Linked DNA regions of Mus musculus: region 1 is linked to region 2. A link is a contact called in ENCODE Hi-C data. All regions are on one chromosome and are shown on one strand. The core of a region is the stretch at or near the end of the contact, and the rest is flanking DNA. Distances in the headings are between cores, read along the strand shown. Region 1 holds the start of Golph3 (golgi phosphoprotein 3). Region 2 holds the start of Tars (threonyl-tRNA synthetase).

Region 1 (2,700 bases), core at 107-2,606, 920 kb before region 2:
ATCCAATCCTGCAAGTCTGCCCTTAAAAATAATCATCTTTAGAGATGGATGGGTATTAATAAAATCAATCAAACATTAACTACAGAATCCAGACATTTAAAAGACGGACACTTGCACTTTTTCAACTTATATGTGTGAAATTCCTAAATATCTGGGGTGACCTTTCCAAACGTCAGAACACAACTTAAGCCTACCTAAATCTTTGCAGTCTTTCATCAAAGCGCAAACTTGGTATTCCTCCCAGCTCTTCACAAGCCCTCCCTTAAAATGGCAAAACGGAAAGGACGACAGCAGATCTAACCGCAAAACTAACTCATCGCTCGCTCAAACCAAGTTCATCCAAAAAGTAACTTCCTAGGTTTTATATCAACTTAGTATTGACTTTTTAAAACAATACCCAGTAAAAACAACTTTGCTAATTTCTTAACCGCGCGCCGCAACTCAAGTTTTACATAAGAAAGAGGGCCGACAGCAAGTAGATCCGCGAACCTCTCCCGGGTCTTAAAACCTGCAAAAACTCAATACTTGGGAGCCGCGGTAGCCCCGAGTCTTTAGATCTCAACAGTCTTGGGTTGGAGTTGCCATTATTTGCGGCAGACGGCGAAGAAGAAGAAACGCAAAGATCGCCAAGACTTCGGAACTAAGAGTGCTTGTGAGCAGAGGACGGGAAAACCCAAGCGAGCACTTGGTACCGGGAGGATCGGGAGCACTCGGAGCGCAGCCGGAGAGGGCTGACTCCCACACTCCTTGGGACGAGAGGGCGCTCAGGGGCGCGGGGCTCCGGAAGCAGGGACAGGTGAGGCCTCGGCCAGCGCCCACCCGGGCCCCACCTGGAGCCACCCGGGTCCCGCTGCCACCCCGGCTGCCACCCCGGCCGGGGCCGCGGCGCCCGCACCTCTCGGTCCTTGAGGCCCAGCAGGAGCACCTCCTCCATCAGGGTCAGCCGCGTTTCCTTGGAGTCGCCCTTGTCGTCGTCGTCCTGCTCGTCGCGGCGGCTCTGCGCCTCGTCCTCGCCGCTGCCGCCGCCGCCTCCCGCCGCCCGCTCCTTGTCGGCAGCGTTCCGGGAGGCCTCGGTGCGCCGCTGCACCAGGCCCGAGCTCCGCTGGGTCAGCGAGGTCATGGCTCCCGCACAAGAGCCGCGCCGGACCGACAGGGACGCGGGACCGGCCGGCTCTCCCTCACGGCCCCGGCCCCGGGAGCTTCCGTGTTAATTCTTGGAGCTGGGGCGATGTCCGTGGGCTGCGGGGCCGAAGGCGGTCATGAGGAGCCGGAGCTGGGCGAAGCCGGCGGGCCGGGCGTCGATGGGGTACACAAGGGAGCCTTCAGCCCGCGGCTGTGGCCCCCCACACAGCCCAGGAGCCCGAGCGGAGGCGGCGGCGGCGGTGGCGCTTCCCAATATGGCGGCGCGCGCTGACGTCACCGGAGGATGTGGCAGCGCCGGCGCGGGGCGGGGCCGGGGTGCCGGAAGCGGCGCGAGCGGGGGGCGTGGCTAGCCGCCTCCCACTTCGGCGGACACTTGAGCTTCTGGACTCGCTAGTGGCCCTGAGTCTGGAGACGAAAGGTTTGCGATCGGTGACCTGCCCGGCTTTCATCCGCCTCTCAGTTCACTCTAAAGGTCCGGCCTGGCGCCAGCGACCAGTGAGATCTCTCCTGGATCCCAGAAGCCGAGGCCAGGCTAGGGCGGACCCCACTGAGACCTCAGCATCCCTGGGGATCAGCCACTATAGCCCGGGTCCTCACTACCTACGGGGAGGACTTGGCTCTTCGCCTGTGAAACTCCCGAGTTTCAAAAGGAGTCATCTACACTCGGGCGTTTAAAGCTGTTCATGTACTGTGCTCTGGCGTAGAGAGGTTAAACAAATTGACGAATTGTGTTTGTAAAACTTTCCTACCTCCGACTGCGGCTGTAAAGTGGTCAGGGCGCACTGTACTGTTAGGACAGCCGACCTTAGGATTCTTTTATAGCGACAGTAAACCTCTTGAGTTTCATGCCACGTCTTTGTAGCCCTAAATCTATTTTCGATGTAATTACTAGGTTCAATCCCTTTGGCAGTTTGTGCAAATCAAGTTAAAGGAAAAACTGCCAAACCTGAGAAGGGTTTGGAGAAGTAGAAGGGCGGGTCTTATGAGAAAACATTATCCAAAAACGGTATCGTAGGTCTGTCCAGTATTATTTAAAATAAACAGTAACCATACGCAGTGAGTAAGCCAGGTTTAGACAGAATATTCCCCGCGCCCAAATACGTTGTCTCAACTCCTACGGGGACAGTAAGTCCCAGTAGGTCCTCCCACCCACAGCCCCAAGCTACCTTCCCTTTTTCCTGAAAAAAAAAAAAAAAAAAAAATGTGTCCTCAGCCAGTTTCTCCCATTCACGTCACCTTTTTGTTCCTTCACCTTTCTGGTCATTCTTTGCCAACTGACTTTAAATGTCCTTTGTAAATTAAATGGTTATTTAACTCAGAAGGTTAAATCCAAAAAGCACAAAGCTGTGCGTACAGGCTCTGCCTGTTCGGCTAGTTGCTCCTGTCCCTGCGGAGATTTTTTTTTTTTTTTAAATGGGGTAAGATGTGAAGCTTCGTTGGGGAGGTAGTCAGTGGGCACAGTACTTGAGGACAAATTAGAAACTGGCATCTGGGAGGCAGAGGCAGATTCCTGGAGGCTTCCTTGCCAGTGAGCCTCGCCACATGGGCAAGCAAATG
Region 2 (2,700 bases), core at 6-2,505:
GGATTGTTTTAGCCATCGTGATTTTGTGGTGTGTGTGTGTGTGTGTGTGTGTGTGTGTGTATCTAAAACTTAACATTCTACGTTCTGTAAAGAATTGTGTTGGAAGTTTGGTGGCAATTGCTTTGACTTTGTAGATTGCCTGTGGTAGAATGGTAGAATGGCCATTTTTACTGTATTTATCTATGAACATGGGGGGATTTTTATGTTTTCTGAAATTTTCTCAATTTCTTTCTTCATTGTCTTAAAGTTTTTCTTGTACAATCTTTCACTTGTCTTGTTTGAGTTACTCCAAGATAGTTCATGTTTTTTGAGGCCGTTGTGAAATGTATTGTTTCCCTGGACAATATGTTCCTTGGAAATGGGAACCTGCTCCTTGAAGAGTCACCCAGGAGGCATTTGTCACATTCAAGTGGATCTCAGCGAGTTCCAGGACAGCCGGGCTATACATACAGTGAGACCCTGTCTCAATTCTACTCGGCTGGTGTGTGTGTGTGTGTGTAGGTTGGTGGTGGTGTGGACATTGGGTGGACATGGTTGCAAACGCCTGTAATCCTCTAATTTGGGTGGCTATTGCAGAAGGCTCCCAGATTAGCCAGATCTAAATTGCAAGTTCGAGGCTATCCCTGGCTGCACAGTGAAGCAAAGAAAAAACACAGAACAACCCAAAAACTGGCAGCTGCTATTAGGATAAGCAGGCCAACTAGAACTTTCTGCTAAGCATTTTGCTTAAGTAGTAAAAATCTAATCTCGAGCTCCCGTGATATCAATGACTTTTGTGTGGAGTTTATTCCTTCAAGTAAAAAGTTAATTTTATCTCTGTGCCGTCTATGGGAAAACTCCGTGAGACACTGAGAAAGCTTTGATCAATGGCGCTTGTCCCTCAAACAGCAAATCGGTCCTATTCTCATGAGGAAGGCTGAGTCATCGCTTCAGATTATCAGCCAACGTTCCAGGTAGAGCGCATCTGAGATAAACCAGAGCGCCAGAGACCATATCCAGCAATTCCGGGAAACTCAGTCCAAGCAGCTCAAGTTCACTACGGTGGCCGCTAAGGCCATGCAAGCTACAGTCAGAAGGGGAAGAGTGCGCTTGCGCGCCTCACTACACAGTCTGGAACTAATGGGATTTCTTGAAGGGTTCGTCATTCTCGGCTATTCTATTGGCCAAGGAAAGGGAGGACCCGCCTCTCCGCGTAGCCCATTGGCCTCGTGTCCAGGTAGGGCGGGGCCAGGAGTCCCGTTGCATCAGCTGGTTAGCTGGTTCCGCCTGTGGCCACGTGGCGCACGCGCAGTGCGGAATTGTAGGTCTACACCGCCGGCTTGGGGTCTTCTCTGCGGTGCAGCTCACGGGTTTTGTCTCTCTGTGGTCCTTCCATGTCGCAGGAGAAGGCTAGCAGCCCTTCGGGGAAGATGGACGGCGAGAAGCCGGTGAGCAGGCGCCGTGGGGTGCAGAGAGCGGATGTGTTCTGGGAGCCGGCACTGCCCGGCGGGGCAGGAGTGGAAAGTAGCAGGGAGCAGTCGGTATTGGGGGCCCTGGGTAATAAGTTAGGAACTCTTGCTGGCAGGGTCTGGGGGGTGGGGGGGCATCTTCATCCTAGAGATCTGTGAATTGAGACTGAGTGGTTTGCTCAGATAGTAAGCATTTGGGGCTTAGACTCCCGCGCTTGTATTTTTTCACTAAAATAAGCGGGAAGAACATTTGAAGAACTTTTTAAAATCCTAAACTGCGTGGAGCAAAAAGCTCTAGTTAGGAAGGAAAAGCCAGTCCCCGCGATCAGATCCAGTTTGCCCAAGATTGGGTGCTAAATAAGGCTGGATGCCCCCATTGACAGACTGTTTTGAAATTAAAGCCTCTGTCTGCCAGGTGCTGGAAGCGACCTAAATAACTTCACACACATCCCCTTTAAACTTTGCTTTGGGCTGTCACCCACTGGTTAGGAACAGCATTTGTACACTGGCGTGTTTTCTGCCCCACCCCTCTTTTACAGCCAACTGTGCCTGTGTCCCCTGTGTATTTATTTGCCCTGGCACTTAGTCAGGCAGTCCAGGTGGCTACACAAGTTAAGATCGATTCCTGACTTTGGGGGCTCCCCAAATGTGCAGGACTGGAAAATCGTACTTCTCTGATTAGCTTGGTTGAGTTATAGAGAAGCACAGTCAGACTGTTTTATTGGGTTTGGAAAAATGAGGTCAGGTAAATCAGGCAGGGCAGGGCTGTCCAGGTTCAGGGGATGAATTGTGCCCCGGCTGTACAGGGAGAGACGGGAGGGAAGTGCAGCGATTGAGGCTATCAGTATTCTCTACGTGCAGGAGTTTTGTAGGGAGGTGCTATGTATGTATTGTATTGTCAAAAAGTGACATGGCATGGGGGTTTAAGGAACATTGGAAAGGGGTGAGGCCATATGACAGATTGTCTAGGTAACCATTGCTGACGGTTGCTAGGGTCTTCATCAAGAGGAGTTTCCATCCTGATAGGGCAAATCACTAAAATGCTTGTGTATGCGCTTTAAGCTACAGATTTAAGGCGATGAATGACAGGTATACATGGATAGATTTTGTTCCTATTTCCTTATGTTTTTAAGGTGTTTTATGGTTTTATAACTTGGTTACCCCTTTGCCTCCTTCCCTGCTGTCTTTTTTTAAATATTTTTTTTATTTAGATTTATTTATTTATCATATGTAAGTGCACTGTAGCTGTCTT

Evidence for each region. Hi-C counts contacts between places; a loop is a spot of excess contacts on that map.
Region 1: a loop to region 2 is called in a map of left cerebral cortex, with 4 times the contacts of the local background. The contact joins the promoter of Golph3 here to the promoter of Tars in region 2. A Hi-C loop is called at or near these places in 2 of 37 maps with a recorded cell type or tissue (T-helper 2 cell and left cerebral cortex).

Annotation. Positions count from the first base shown.
Region 1 is chr15:12,320,152-12,322,851 of GRCm38, reverse strand. Golph3 (golgi phosphoprotein 3) reads right to left here and starts at 1,356. Exons shown (of 4, transcript NM_025673.2): 1 at 896-1,356. The coding sequence starts at 1,120. It overlaps Gm52210 (a long non-coding RNA gene), which reads left to right and starts at 2,274. Exons shown (of 2, transcript XR_003951630.1): 1 at 2,274-2,700.
Region 2 is chr15:11,398,213-11,400,912 of GRCm38, reverse strand. Tars (threonyl-tRNA synthetase) reads left to right here and starts at 1,255. Exons shown (of 19, transcript NM_033074.3): 1 at 1,255-1,427. The coding sequence starts at 1,374.